Regions from separate parts of the Homo sapiens genome. Here region 2 is linked to region 1. A link is a loop called in an ENCODE intact Hi-C map of the cell type or tissue named here. Cell type or tissue: dorsolateral prefrontal cortex. All regions are shown on one strand.

Region 1 (8,000 bases):
GTTTTCAGATACAAATTCTCATATTTGGGAGTCGACTGCCTTCCCAGCCATTTCATTAATTTTCTGTGTGAAACTCTAGGATTTCTACGAATAACTCCATTGAGCACCTTATGATTTATAAAGCCCTTCCACATATTGGTTTAACTGCATGAAATTGCTGTTTGCATAGGTGACGACCTGGTGAGAACAGGGTTTTTTCCCTCTTCTTCCTCCCTCTTCATCCTAAAGTGAGCTTTTTCAACCTCACCATCAACATTTTTAAAAATAGACTTTATTTTTTAAGAGCCATTTTAGGTTCTCAAACAAACTGAGCAGAAGGAACAGAAACTACTGACATTTTTGATGGACACGTCTTGGTAATGAGCCTGTCCTGTACACTGTAGAGGGTTCAGCAGTGCCCGGCCTCAACCCACGAGATGCCGGTAGCCCCACCCAGCTGTGACAATCAAAAATGTCTCTAACACTGCCAGACGTCCCCTGGGACCCATCCTCTACCGCCCCAGAACCACTGTTCTAGAGACTCAGAATTTCAGCCAAAGTCAGGTCATAGGATCTGAACAGCGGGTAGAAATTTAATTCAAGATATTTTACTTCCCAGTGTACAGTCCATCACAGGCTCCTGCTTACCGCGGTCGTTTTTAGATCCGTCTTTCGCCTGTCTCCAGCTACATCTAATTTGCTCTTTAATAAATGGTACACGTGCTCAGCTATATGTAATTCATGTCTTTCCATTTCAAGAGCGACGTTGTTCATTTTTTTATCTGCTTGGTCACTTTGAGTCTCTTGTCTTTAATGGCATTTTCATATCTTGCTTTTATCTCCTTAAGCTTATCAAATCTGACATTCACTGCTCTCTCCTGGAGGGTCCAGTGGCTGGAGCCTGCTCACAGCCGAGTCTGCGGCTGGCTGGCTTTCGGGCTGTGCTCCTGACTTCAGCGGTCTTGTGGATTTTGCGCACAGTGATTGCGAGCTTGCGCTCCTTGGAGCTGTGTCTGAGGGATTTCTTTGAAGCCTGGCTCTAATGCAGATTCCTCTAGAAAGCATTTGTGATTGTTTCTGATAGGCACCTAGGGCAACAACAACTCAAGACCACTTTAAATTGTCAGCCGGAGTTGGTGCTGCTGTTTTCACACAGGCGGTGAACCGAGGCCGTGCCCCTGGGCGAAGGCTGGCTGTGGCCACAAACTCCCAGAGGATTTCCCACGCTCCCGGCCCCCTGCTTAGCGCCAGTGTTCAACCACGATTCCTCATCCAGGGGGTTATGGGGTCCTCCCTCAGCCCCGCCCTCAGGCCAAGTGCAGCGCCCTGCTGGATCCCCACTTTGGGGAGTGGGCTCTGTCCCCTGCGGCCCCCACGGCTGAGACACGGGGTCTTATGCTGCAAATCTGAACCCGCTTCTTGGTTCCTGCCTCTGCTTCCTCACCTCATTGACTTGAACAAACCTGGCTTGAGATTGGGTCAAAACACACATTTCAATGTCCACCAGTGGGACAAACGCCCCCTTCTCCAGTGAGGACCCTATCACTTTCCACAGCTTTTCTTCCCACTCTTGGACAACAGACAGCCCACACTGACTTTAAGTTCTGAGCGCTTGGTTAGTATTTCCGGTCTTCAGGATGGGTCCCTTTCAGAGACCTGCGCAGGCAGCCTGCAGTCTGAGCTTGCTGGCTCTCCTACTCTCCACCTTGTGTGTCCCCTACCACCCTCTCCCCCGACCTGGCACCTGCTCATTGTTCCTCTCGGCTCATTGTTCCTCTCAGGGCCAGAGCCAGGAATGAGGAAGAGGAGGGGAGAGAATGGGCTTCGACTGATCTCCTCTCTTCCCCAGCCTGACCCTTCTCTCCTGGAGGTCCCTGTTGGCTTCACTCCAGGCAGGGTCTCTGAGGACTTCGCATGGCCCCTCCTTGGCCCAGGCCCGGCCTGTAGGAAGCACTCGTGTGTCCTTGGCCAACAAGCCTTGCGCGGACAGGGTCAGCCACCACACAGCCTCTCTGTCCTCCTCGCGTTCCCCTCCAGATGGTCCCAGTGGAAGCCAGACCTAAGCCACCTGGTCCTAGCATATCAGCACTCCCCAAGGGGCCCCACAAAGTCATCCTGCCTGGGCTACAACAACAGAGGCGGCACCTCCCCAGCCCTTTAGGTGGTGGAGAGGAAGGGTGCTCAGCACAGATGCTGCCGAATTTCCTCCCCTGCATGCTCCCCTCCTTTACTCTCCAGGCCATCCTGTGTTCTCAGAGACCGGAGCAGTGTCAGGGTTTTGGAACAGCCTCTCAGCACTTTTTTTTAAAAATTGGCCTATAGCTATTTGTCCTTGAAATTTTCAAACTTAGTGTATCTCAGGGAGTTGGTAGAAACTTTCCTTTCAAATGATCAATCCTGAAATCCTGTTTGTTCTAAATTTAACCCTGGAGTTCATCCACTTCCCTTCGGCCACACCCTGCTTCTCCTGGCCTCGTTCCCCAATGTCTTTATTCAACAAGGGCAGCAGATATCCACGGAGTGCCTACTGTGAGCTGGGCTCTGTGTCACAGCAGCCTCTGGGATGTTAAAGTTCCTGTCCTTTAGGGCCTTATATTGTGATTACTGGAGACAAGCATTTAAAAGGTGAAAAGGATGAAGGAGAAGGAGGAAGAGGAAGAGGAGAAGGAGGAGGAGGAGGAGAAATATGTGGAGGAGGAGAAAAGGAAGAAGAATCACATATTATCAGAAGTTTTGTAAAGAAAATGAGCATGAGGTGTTCTAGAGAGTAGTGGAGAGAGGCCCTGTCTGAGATAGGCTATCCAGAAAGGCCTCTGCAGGGAGGTGCTGATTCAAGCCTGTCTGAGATAGGCTATCCAGAAAGGCCTCTGCAGGGAGGCGCTGATTCAAGCCTGTCCGAGATAGGCTATCCAGAAAGGCCTCTGCAGGGAGGTACTGATTCAAGCTGGAAGCCAAAGCTTGAGAGCGAGCTGGAACAGGGGCCCAGGCAGAGGAAGGAGCCAGAACCCAAGGCTGGAGGTGGGACGGCCTTGGCGGTTCCAAGAATGAAGGGAAGGCCAGGCTGGTGGAGCCCAGGAGCAGGGTGGGGCAGGGCGGGATGGGCGGTAGGTGGTGAGACCCAGGGTCTTTGTAGCAGAGTCAGTGTAGGCAGAACGAGGAGTTTGGGTTTTATTATACTTTACTGGCAAGAAAGTAAGAAGCCTGGAAGAGTTATAAGCAGAGAAGTGGATGATTGGATTTGGATTTATGTGGAATGGCCATGGGCGGCCAAGCTAGCAGGTGACCACCCTGGTCTAGAGTAGGGTTGGTGGCTTGTCCTGGAGTGGACGCAGAAGACGAGCAGGGTCAGACTTAAGACACCCTTTACCGGACACACCCAGGTCACCCTCCTGGGGTGGATGCAGCCTTCTCCCCAGGGTGGGGATGGTGGCTTGTCCTGGGGTGAGCGCAGTAGGTGGGCAGGCTCAGAGTTGAACGTCCTTCTGCAGACACACCCAGGTGATGCTCATGGCATCCTCCTGCCAAAGCCTCCCGGGCTCTTCCTCCTCTTCTGGGGTAAACTCCATGGGGCTCTCTACCATGTGACCTAGCACCCCTCTTCTGCCCTGTCCCCACTCCAACACACCCTCACACAGCAGCCAAATGAACCTCCTCAGGACCATGCTCTCACTGGCCTTTAGCCTGAGCTTCCCTGACGGAACACCCTTGTCTGTCCCTGTGTATCTGGCTGGCGCTTGCTCATCATAGCCTGTGAATGTAGCAGTCATCTGCGAGACTAAGGGCTCCTCTGGGGGCTCCCGTAGGGCTTTCTCTCCCCTCTAAAGCCCTTCCTGCCTGGGAGTGAACGCACCCTGGCTTGTCTGTGCTACCCCAGAGACTGCAGTGCCCGTCAGGGCAGGAGTCCCTGCTGTGCCCAGCCCCTCAGATCCCAGCCTCAGCACAGCCCACAGCAGCAGGCACAGTAGATGCGCAGAGGACCTGGGTTGATGAATGACACTGGGCTCCTGCCGTGGTTCTCTAACTCATTCATGCCAAGGTGTACGTGGGAGAGAAGTGATTGATAATTAGTGAGTCACAAACATGAATACAACCAAGTATGCCCCACACGGTCACTTTCACGTACTACCGTTGGCTCTCCGTTATCACAAGTCTTTTTAAAATTATTATAATTTAAAAATTATGGTCTCATTTTCCTCATATTTTAAAAAATTGTTCTAGTTCTTGAATATTAGTTTTTTTCCTGTGGATTTTTAAGGATGTGAGGTATTTATGGTGTGAAACTATACCAAACACTAAAAAAATCTGCAAATGAACACTGAGTGTAGTGGCTCACACCTGTAACCCCAGCACTTTGGGAGGCTGAGGTGGGCGGACCACTTGAGGTCAGGAATTCGAGACCAGCCTGGTCAACATGGCAAAACCCCATCTCTACTAAAAGTACAAAAATTAGCTGGGCAAGGTGGCGCACACCTGTAGCCCCAGCGACTCAACAATCACAGGAGGAGGAGGTTGCAGTGAGCTGAGTTCACACCACTGCACTCCAGCCTGGGGGACAGAGTGAGATTCTGCCTCAAAAAACATTTGCAAATGAAATTCCCTTTTTAGAGTTATGTGTTATTTTCTCATCTCACATAATTTACACATGTCTTTGTTTTTCCATGTTTGTGGTCATGTTGGAATAAAACCTGACAGTTTTGCAAGTCATGGATTTACAGGGAAGCATCTGAGTGAACTGTGTAAAAGCTCAGCGATTTCGATTTCGATTTTGATTTCGAGGTGGTAAAATGGAGGGATGAGGAAGGGGGAGGAGCAACTCAGAGGTGGCGCCTGTGGACGCAAGGACTTATCCTGGAAACGTCCGGCCCCATTTCCTTCCCCTCAGCCCGTGGGTCTGCGGCAAGTTCTGCTCCCAGTGTTACTGCCCACCTCGGCCTCTTGCTCTCCATCACTGTGGCCACTGCGGTTTGCTCTTCATGAGGACACTGTCCTGCCCCACAAGACTGTCACAGGGGCACCTCCCCGAATCTGCTTCCTCTGCTGTGCACCCTGCTGCCAGGAGAACTTTCTCAAATGCAAGTGTGTCCCTGTCGTCCTTGGCTTCACGTTTCAGTGGCCTCTTTGTTAAGCTGAGAACAAACGTCATTCCCTCTGCCTGACCCCACGCCCTGAGCCCACACTCTGCCCACACAGTGTCACTCACCCCAGGGCCTTTGCGCAAGCTGCTCTTTCTTTCTGCTCTCGTCTCCACTTGCCTGGTTTGAAAAACCGTCCCCGTGTCCCTCTAGTCCTTCCTCCCTCCCCATGGGCCAGCTGCATGTTTGTCTGCCTTAAAGCGTGGCACGTTCCGCTGACTCATAGTATATTTTTGTATCTGATCATTTGTCACTAGCCCGTGATGATCTTGTGAGAGGGCACAGTGCTGAGTACAGAGGAAGAGATCATGAAATGCATGATACGTGAATAAATTCAAACAAGTAATTCTTCCATCCTATAATTATAACTGTAATTATAATCTCACAGCATTTTCTACCATAATGTTTTACAAATATTATGACTATTAAATAATCTGTAAGTAACTTTTATAAAAATTTAGATTTAGTAACTAGATTTAAGTCTGGATTAACCGAGTGAATAACGAATGCCTTGCTCAGTATATCAGTTAGGATTCCTTTGGCTGCTAATGACAGAAAACTCAGCTCAACGAGAAGATTTATTTTCCACAGAAGTAAGCCTCAAAGCGGTTTGGCTGCAGACTTGGTTAATGCAGTAACTCAACAGTGTTATCAAGGATCCAAAATGTTTCCAGTTTTCTGCTGTGCCATGCTTAGCATGACCTCATGGGCCCAAAGTACTGCTAGCTCTGAGCATCCCATCCTTACACACTGGCCAGAGGTAGAAGAAGAAACTCACCCCTTTACTCTGCCCCAATTTCCTTTCTTGCTCTGTGGACTTAGGCAATCTCCTCTGAGGTTGTTTTTTGGTTTTTGGTGTTTTTGAGATGGGCTCTCACTCTGTTACCCAGGCTGGAGTGCAGTGGCACGATCTCAGCTCACTGCCGTCTCCGCCTCCCAGGTTCAAGTGATCGTCCCACTTCAGCCTCCCAAGTAGCTGGGACCACAGGCACACACCACCACATCCAACTAATTTTTGTATTTTTTAGTAGAGAAAACATGGGTTTTGCCATATTGCCCAAGTTGGCCTTGAACTCCTGGGCTCAAGTGATCTGCCCATCTCGGCCTCCCGAAATGCTGGGATTGCAGGCATGAGCCCCTGCGCCCGGCCCCGAGGTATTTCACGCCCATGTTGAGTCCACGTTGTCCTCTGGCCTCCCCACACCGCTCAGTGTGCCTCTGCCTCTCCCCGACCCTGTTCCTGAGTTGCGCTGTCTGTCCCTGCTTTCTCCTCCCTCACTAAGCTCGGGCTCCCAGTTTCCTTTCCTTTGGGTTAAGTTCCTTCTTGGTCTCCTGGTCTTTGTGTCTGTCTTCTGGTCTTTCTCCTCTGTGTTGTTGCTGTTGATTTCTGTATGTCCTTCCTCATTCATTCTTTTTATTTTCTCCAGCTTTGTTGAGGTATAATTGACAAAGAAATTTTTTTTTTTTTTTTGAGATGGAGTTTCGCTCTTGTTGCCCAGGCTGGAGTGCAATGGTATGATCTCCACTCACTGCAACTCTGCCTCCCAGGTTCAAGGGATGCTCCTGCCTTAGCCTCCCGAGTAGCTGGGATTACAGGCATGCGCCACCATGCCCGGCTAATTTTGTATTTTTAGTAGAGAAGGGGTTTCTCCATGTTGGTCAGGCTGGTCTCGAACTCCTGATCTCAGGTGATCTGCCCACCTCAGCCTCCCAAAGTGCTGGGATTATAGGCGTGAGCTACCCCGTGCAGCCAAAAGTTGCATAATTTAAGGGACACCCCATGGTGTTTGCTGTAGGTATACCTCATGTAAGGGTTCCCACAATCAAGCTAATGAACACACCCATCATCTCACATAGCTACCTGCGGGCAACACAGGTGGGCCTGGGGACATCATACTAAGTGGAATAAGCCAGACATGGGGAGACAAATGTCCATGATCTCACTTATCTGTGGAGTCTAAAAACTCCCCAGGGCTGGGGGTGGGGAAGGGCGATGTTGCTCAAAGGGTACAAAGCTTCAGCTATGAGGCAGACAGGTCCTGGAGGTTGAAGGCACCGCATGGCAGCTGGAGTTAGTATCCTGGAAATGTGCGGAGAGGAGCGCTGTCCCCACCGCCTCTCTGTCTGAATTTCATCTCTCTCATGTGGTGTTTGATTTAGGTCTTTTCGAGGCATTTACACCTTAGCTGATACTGGTGCTGCCCTGAGGTGCCACCTGTCTGGGCTCCGTTTGCCGCGCAGCCTCTCTCTGGTCTGTCTCTGCTCCGCTGTGTCTATGACTGCTCTGTGTGTTCGCATCTATCTCTTGGGTTCCACTGTCTCAAAGAGAAAAAGGGCTCACTGAGGCAGGGCCCTCCCTTCTCGCTGTTTGGGAGTCATGACTCCAGCCGTGCTCCGCTGACACCATGGAAGGCACCAGAGTGCCCCAGGCAGAGGGACGAAAAAAAATCTGTGTTACCAGGAAAGTTATTTGATCAGCCTCTCTGTAGATTCTGGCCCTATGGTTTATAAATGGGTTTCAAAAGAAAGTGGTATGAAGGAACATAGTATTTAAAAACCAATAAAATCCAAAGCTGTCCTCACAGCGGGCTGGCGGGGGAGGTGTTGCAGGTGAAGCCCACCTTCTGTGAGCCCTGTGCCTTCCTACCCAGGTTGGATGGGGGATGAGGGCTCCAGCGGGGAGGGAGGAAGCCAACCATGATGGTTTCCACAGCTTGAAACCCAATGTGGTTTTTCTTCCTAAATGTAAGCCAGTCAATAAGGGTCAAGTACAACTGGCCTGTGGGTTTCCACCTGCCTCTCCTGACTACTCAGAAACCAGGCCCTCTGGTTTCAAATGTAAATTCCATTTCCTGGTACTTCACCATTAGAGCTTTATTTCTGTCATTT
Region 2 (8,000 bases), 120 kb before region 1:
CACGAAACAGATGCTTTCCGCTGTGTCGTGGTTGTTTATTCTTTGGGCTGAATTGTGTGAGCGTTTTGGTTCTGCTGCTGGAAGGTGGATGCTCACCTGTCAACAATAGCAATGCTTTTAAAGCCATAGCCAATACACAGTAATAGCTGCTTTTCACCAATTAGCCAGAGATGTTTTCAAAATAATGTCTTTAAAAATGTATTTGGTAGATGAGTAAGCCAAGATTGTTATGATGATTTCCCCATGGCATAAAATAAAAGGCAGCCAGGTGTGGTGGCTCATGCCTGTAATCCCAGCACTTTGGGAGGCTGAGGCGGGCAGATCACTTGAGGTCAGGAGTTCGAGACCAGCCCGGGCAACATGGTGAAATCCTGTCTCTACAAAAAATACAAAATTTAGCCGGGTGCGGTGGCTACTTAAGAGGCTAAAATACAACAATTGCTTGAACCCGGGAGGCGGAGGTTGCAGTGAGCCGAGATCGCACCACTGCACTCCAGCCTGGGCAACAGAGCAAGACTCGGTCTCAGAAATGAATAAAAGGCAATTTCTTGCCATCATCACCACGACAACATTCAGTTCGCAAACTCACATCCACCTGCAATTAAATGCCATTAAGAATGAAGGGTTTCCATTGCAAACCCACTAGCTCTCACATGACCACCATTTAGCCAGAGACCAAAGGCCTGATTTATTTTGCTAATGCACTTTCAAAAGTACCAAGTCCTGGAAAATTTCCTTTTAATTCTTATGGAAGTTTGGATTGAATTGTATTTAGGATAACTGTAAATACAGATACCAAAACCCAAATGACTGTAGGTGAGGATTATTCGGACCCTTTGTGCCTCCATTTCCCCCATCCGATTCTTCTTTCCCCAACTCAGTATCCATGCACGTTGCCATCAGGTTGGAAATGGGAAGAGGGATTGCCAGTGAGCAGGCTATTTCAAGCGATTCCAGCAAAATATGTGGTGCAGGAAAGATGAGCATTTTTGGCCGAGCCATTTTCAAGCTTTCCGTGGCTTGCACTGATCTAACCTATGCTAGTTTCCTGTTGCCAGGAGCGATAGAATCAACCTGGAGTCCTCACAGTCTCAAACCAGACCGCGATGGGGGTGGGGGCGGTGCCCACATACTCTGTGCGATGATCTTATCACTTTGACATTCAGTAGATCGCTTTGGTGAGTTCATCTTCGATGTAGTTCAATTGCTTTGCTTGACTTGGGTATTTTTCCTTTGGAGATTAGACCAGCTCAATATATCCTCGAAAGAAGATGTTTATACAATTGTAAACACAATTTCTTAAGAAGCCTTTCACTTTTACTCTGTGTGCAAAATTACCTAAGGAAATATTTGTTCACCAGAATGAGCCCACCTTCCTCTCTCCAAATCGCCATTCCCCAGGTGCCCCTGATTTGCCTAAGCTGGGAACATTGCCCTACATGAGCTACGCATCTTTGCCAACCGAATGAATAGGTTACAGATAGCCAAAAGAAACCTTCCGTTTTTATTCCTGTGTATTTGAAACAATACCAGGGCCCCAACACCACACCCTCAAACAAAAATTTAGTAAAAATTTCTAAATCTCAATCAAGCCTGAATACTACATATTTTAAAATTAAAACAAAGTATTTGTGAAGGACCACAGAGTTAAGTTTTCAGGAAAATATTTTATATTGTCCTCCTTCGACACTCAGAAATCCCCTGCAGTAGGGCTTCACCAAGCACAAACCTCTCTGTACAATGGTGGGAACGGCGCTGCGTTGACCGCTGGGCGAGGATACGGACTCGGCTGCGGCTGTGTCTTCCGCAGGAGCTGAGGCTGCAGCCAGCGGTAGACGGTATGAGAAGACGCCAGCAGTGTGTTTCCAGGAAGCAGGAGTGCCTATTTCTGTGAAAGGCTGCACATATATTTTAAGATCCAGCATTTTCAAAGAGGTGAAATGTGGATGTGGATTCATTTTGGAGAAAAGAAATAGAACTGGGATTGTTTTAAAGCTCCTGATGATTTCACAGAGAGAAGTCAAGGCTGAAACACACCAGCAGTGCTGAGACTCACATAAAATCACAGAGACGAAATTTCGTGAGACTAGAAAGAGCCTTATTTTCTATTAATCTCCCCGTGTTATTATTTTGGGCCAGCAAAAGTAGCAAAAGGTAATTGAGAAATTTTGGAAGACAGAGGCATTTTCTTCTGTTGCCATAACTTGGCCTGTGAACAAACCGTGCTCTATTCTCAAAGTAACAGCTCAGAAGTGTGACCGTTCTGCTTAGAAGTAATATTTGCCAACGGCTCCAGAATAGAAAAAAATGTGTATATAATGGCAGATGTATGGCATGTGTTTCTAAAAATGTTACATTATAGGTTCTTAATAAAGTTCCCATAGTGGAAAGTAGGGTTAATAAAAATGATCCCTTAGAAAGTCCCTCTGAAGGACTGACCAAAGCTCCTTTCAGTTGTTATTTACCTGAAGTATGTATGTATCTGTGTAGACGCAGACCTGCACACACAGGCACACACATGTGCACACACACACACACACGAATGCAACATTGACCTGGATAAATGAGTTTTAATCAGCTCTGCATTCAAGGGAAAGAACATACGCCATGTGTGCTCTGGAAGCCACGAAATGGGTGAAAAGTTGTTTTGGTAGAACCCATTTCCTGAAATAGCAACCACTGGAGAAAGGACGATTGCACTTCAACTATTTCTGTCTGATTGGGAAGGAAATATTCTTTATCTCAATGTCTTGGAGTAAGGAAGGGATGGACAGGGCCCCGTCTTTTAGCAATGCACTACCCTAAATCAAGGTCATTTCTGTCCATTTCAGTCTTAAATTTCCTCTTTGCCTTTGCTTCCTTCTTTTCAAGTCCTGTGTTTTTATATCTGTTTATTTCCACACCTGCATCCTTAGCCGTGGCCTCTATTGTCTGTCACCTCGAAGGCGATTGTCAGTTGGTAGGTCTCTTCTGTTGCATCTGTAGGTTTTCAGAGGAGAAAGCTATTTATGTATTAACAAGAAGCTATACCAGTAAACAAAGGAAACTCCGCCAGTGTCCTGGGTCTGACTCTGAACCTGCCGCCTGTACTCAGCAGCTGCCAATCACACGGAGCCCTGGACGCTTCTGGCAGAACCAAGGCAGGGCTCCATGGCAAGTGAAAGCAAGAAAGGGGCTGATGTTCTGGAAACATGGGAATTCAGTTTTGATCAGGAAAACAAAGCAAATGTTTATGTTAGCCAGAGAGGACATATTCCGAGTTAGCCCGGGAAAAGCTTGTAGAGAGAACGTGCATGCATGTGCACGTGCCTGTGTCTCTGGGGCGGAGGCATCATCTGGAGGGGTAATACAGGGTGATGACATCCTCGCACCCTTGGTGTGCATTCACTGACCCAGCGCCACCTAAAGAAATAAGCAACCATTTTCATTCACCTTCCTCCTACGCCTGCCTCCTCCTTTCAGTTTAAATGACACAGAGAAGGACCGAAGTGTCTTTTCATGCACTGCTAAGGCACGTTGCCAGCCTGGCTGTGGGCAAGTGGGGGCAGGTGTGCGTTGAGGAGGACCTCAGGCCTGCCCCTCAGAGTGTCTTTGATGGTTTCTGACATTTGATTGCCTCTAAGTGACGCTTCTGCTTTGCCGGCTTCTGCCAGATGTTGTGTTCCAGCCTGCTGGGATTCGGAGCAGCATGAGTAACTTCGCATTCTCATCAGAGGAGAAGGCCAGCCTCGGGGCTGAGGTTTTCTCAGCTTCTCTCCTTTGCTTCTGAGTTTGCAAAGCGGGGGTTTTGTCTGCAGCCAGAGTTTTTTCAACTCACAGCTGGTGCCTGTGAGGGGCAGGACTCCCGGCTTGGGAATCTGTGGCTGCCTGGAGAGGGGTGAGGGGAGGGAAGAGGAGGTGTGCGGGGTGGCTGCCTGGTGACGAGGACGGGCGCAGCAGCCCACAAGGTGATAAAAGGAGTGGCGGCTGCCCTGGCAGAATGGCTGGACGGCAAGGGGAGCCCGGCCCCCGGGACCTGGGGAGTGCATCATGATGATCAGGCTGCCACACAAGAAGCTGCAGAGACTGTTCCTCAGAAAGGTAAGGGAGGGCTCGCAGGAAATGGGGGTCCCAGGGAGCTTGGCAGTTTTTATTTACTGCTGGGAAATCACGGGTGTGACAGAGCTTGGGCGGCCAGGGGCAAGCTGTTTTCTGGGCGGAGTGGAATCTCACAGATCATGAACACAGGTCTCGGAGCGGTGCCAAGAGCAGGTCCTCATGTCTGGCTGAAGTTTGCCTTGTTTTTAATTTATCTTGTGTTTGAGGGTGTGTTTGAGCCCAAGAAAACTTAATGTTTCTGTTCCCAAGTGTATTTTCACAACTGAGGGGAAGGGTGTCCGTAATTTTTCTGCAAGTGCAGAAGCAAAGGGGAGAAAATATGACAAAGCTGACGTTTATTTTTACTGTTACTAAAAGGTAAAGTTTTGGGTGAAGAGAACCAACTCTTCAAGAGCTAGCAGTTTGCCCTTTAAAAAATTGTTTCTGCTTTTTTTTATGTGATGGTGAAATGTGCGTAAGATTTTTCAGTTTTAACCATTTTTAAGTGCACAGTTCAGCGGCATTAAGTATATTCACATTGGGCAGCCACCACCACCGCCATCTCCGCGACGTTTTCATCATCCCAAACTGAAGCTCTGTTCCCATTAAACACTCCTCATTCCTCCCACCCTTGAGGTTGCCCATTTTATTTTACTATTTATTTTTATTTTATTTTATTTTTTGAGACGGAGTTTCGCTGTTGTTGCCTAGGCTGGAGTGCAATGGCGCCATCTCGGCTCACCACAACCTCCGCCTCCCGGGTTCAAGCAGTTCTCCTGCCTCAGCCCCCTAAGTAGCTGGGATTACAGGCATGCGCCACCATGCCTGGCTAATTTTGTATTTTAGTAGAGATGGGGTTTCTCCATGTTGGTCAGGTTGGTCTCGAACTCCTGACCTCAGGTGATCCACCCACCTTGGCCTCCCAAAGAGGTGGGATTACAGGTGTGAGCCGCCACACCCAGCCGAGATTGCCCATTTTTAAGTGAGTTAACCCAAACGTGTTTATAATCATATGTAATCAGAGTGCATCAGATTAGGATCCAAACCAGGTCATGCTAATTGCTCCTACAATCTGTTGAGAAATTGCTGTTAAGTGTAACTCATGTAATTCTTTTTAAAAAGAAAAAATATGAAATACAGTGTTCTAGAAATCACTGACAGACCCATGGGTATGACATTATTTTGAAAGAAAATCTGTGACTTTCCAACTGTGTGCACATTTTGTTTTTGGTTTTTTTTTGAGACGGAGTCTCGCTCTGTTGCCCAGGCTGGAGTGCAGTGGTGCGATCTCGGCTCACTGCAAGCTCTGCCTCCTGGGTTCACGCCATTCTCCTGCCTCACCCTCCCGAGTAGCTGGGACTACAGGCTCCTGCCACCACGCCTGGCTAATTTTTTGTATTTTTAGTAGAGACAGGGTTTCACCGTGTTAGCCAGGATGGTCTCCATCTCCTGACCTCATGATCCACCCGCCTCGGCCACAGAATATAATTTTAAGGAATATTTATATTTTATTTTGAAATTACTCCTGAAATAATATTATTTTAAATAATTATATAATGTGAATGAAAGTTGTTTACTTCAACTTTTGGAATTAAGAAAACTGAGCATAAAGAAAACAAGTGGCTTATCCACACGTGACAAGCACAGACAGGTCTCTAAGTGTGAATTCCAGCTCCTTACCCAGCTCAGCCCTGAGTCCGTTACATCTTGACATCAGCTTCTCATGCAGTTGTTTGCTCTGATTTAAATAAAGTCACATCAGTGGGGGTATTTCCTTACCGACACCCCGTCTTACGTCCGAAAGATGTCAGTAAACTTACCTATATTCCATACAAGGCTAAGCTAATCCATAAGTGCGTTTGTTTAGGTGAAGGAAAGGAGGAGGTAGGAAGCTGGGCCGGAGCGCAGCAGCCATGGTGCGTGTCGAAAGGACCCCCAGCCCTGCGGAAGGTGGGCCTGGGTGTGATTCTGAGATTGCTGGATTCTCAAGGAGTGGAGCGCAGCAGGGCAGACTGGAAACATAAAAACAAAACAAGCAAAATAAATAAATAAATAAATAAACCCCAGTTGTGTAGGTAAACACATCTCTTTCTGTTCCGAGCCCTGTAAGAAACATCTCCTGCTGGTTCTCCTGGAGAGTTCACCGTATAAAGGAGTGAACACCCTGAACAGAATGCATCTAGGAGGCCCAATGCATCTCTTCATAAGGTTTTTGCCATGCCCGGGGTTGTAGGCTGGGGCGGTAAGGCTAAAACGGAAAGCAGAGAAAGCACTCCTACTGGGAATCCACACTGCAGAGACCAGCAAGCTGCCCTTGGAAGATCTGCCTTTACCCCAGGGGCCATCTGAGGCCACCTAGAAGTATGCGTGGATGCAAACCTCCAAGCCACCCTTCACGGCTTTGGCTGAGGAATCATACATTTGTTGGAATTCAGTGGCCCTGGGTCTGGGCTCCTTGACAAGCACAGGATTATAGATTTTCTGTGTTCCAGGTTACGAGGAGGGGCTCGTGGAATCTGGAAGCTGGAAGGGGTCATTGAAATCACAGAGCCCAACCCCTTCATTGCACACATGAGGAGGCTGAGGCCGAGAGTTGAGATTCCTGACCCAAGTTCACCCTGTGACGAGTGAGCGACAGGGCAGGGCCTGAACCCGCCGCCCTGGGCACCCATCTCAGAGCCCTTCCCTGAGACCACAATGGTCAAACATGGCATTGGGAGGGTGCAGCACACCAGCCTGAGGACTGGGAAAGGGACCTCTACCTGTCTACACTAACCAGGCCTTGTCATTTTCCGCATCTGATGCTTTGACATTGGTGGGGAGCAGGGGGAGGCTTGCTGGCCCTGGAGAGGCTGCTCCCCCAGGGTTTCTAATTCCCAGACACAGCAGGCAACTCACCCAGGAGTGCACTTTTCAAATGCAAACCAGAGCCCACCCCCACCACCTCCTTTATGGACTCTCACGCTCTGGGCCACATCCTCCTGCCCTAATCCTCCCAGGGCCCAGTACCAGCCAGCGAGGGCAACCCCCTGTGCAGCAGGGCCCACGGGAACTGCCCTTACCAACCAGTCCCATGCAGGCTCACCCTGGCTCACCTGTTCCTTCCCTGGAAGCCACGTGAAAGGCCCCTGCCCACACGTTCCTGCACCCCTCTGCCTCCAGACAGGCTCAGTGCATCCCTGAGTGGTCCCCAGGGCTTGGCCCCCTCTCTTGGGATCTGTGAGTAACAAACTCTCTTTTCGCTGACAGTTGTCTCCTGACCTGTTGCCCTGCCACACCTGAATAATAATAGAGCCTAAGTTTTAAAACACTGTCAGTTGTTTTTAAAACTGGTAGCTTTTGTGTATTCAAGATTCTTCCAACATACATGATGTGGGAAATGCAAAAATAGGTGAGAATTGTGCCTGAGAAACCGTTCCAGGCACTGAGGCGGTCCTAGGCAGTCATCACTGCATGCACCTCGGGCCTCAGGGAGACTGAGGTCTTGTGTGGCTGGGGCTCGGGGCTGGATTCTCACGGGAAGACGGACGGCACAGGAGAGCATTACAGATCAAGTTCAAGCATGGCCAAAGGCACTTTCCAGAATTTGGGTTCCTCATCATGCTTGTGTTGGGTTAGTACGTTTCTGACAGTCGTCTCTCTTGAAATTTCGGGAAAGTGGGCATCTTCTTGTAGAGGATCCCAGAGCTCTTGATCTGTTTTCTTCATTATTAACCGTGATAGCTCATGGGCAACGCAGCTCAGTGTATTTTCCCAGTTTCATGGTTGCTAATGACTGTTTAACAACCACAATAAGTGTGGTAATAAGGGCTTTATTATAATAACACCACACATTAACACAATCTAAATAACAGTCAAGATGTGTTTGTAGGGAGGTGACAAACTTTCATAATAACAACAGTTAACTTTATGTCCCTGTGGAT

Evidence for each region. Peaks named below come from ENCODE experiments on the same cell type or tissue, not always from the same donor. Only the 100,000 strongest peaks of a DNase experiment are listed, where the experiment ranks them.
Region 2: a loop joins it to region 1, with 2.1 times the contacts of the local background. A loop is called at or near these places in 6 of 110 quality-filtered maps.

Annotation. Positions count from the first base shown.
Region 1 is chr6:166,631,194-166,639,193 of GRCh38, reverse strand. It overlaps LOC107986671 (a long non-coding RNA gene), which reads right to left and starts at 5,562. Exons shown (of 3, transcript XR_001744466.2): 1 at 5,180-5,562. It also overlaps a transcript of RPS6KA2 not described here. In dorsolateral prefrontal cortex, no CTCF peak of the experiment used is centred here; no DNase peak of the experiment used is centred here.
Region 2 is chr6:166,753,607-166,761,606 of GRCh38, reverse strand. It overlaps a transcript of RPS6KA2 not described here. Among named protein-coding and RNA genes, the nearest start is that of RPS6KA2, 130 kb to the right of the region's middle. In dorsolateral prefrontal cortex, no CTCF peak of the experiment used is centred here; a DNase peak (open chromatin) is centred at 3,683; H3K4me3 peaks cover 1,512 bases; H3K27ac peaks cover 1,003 bases.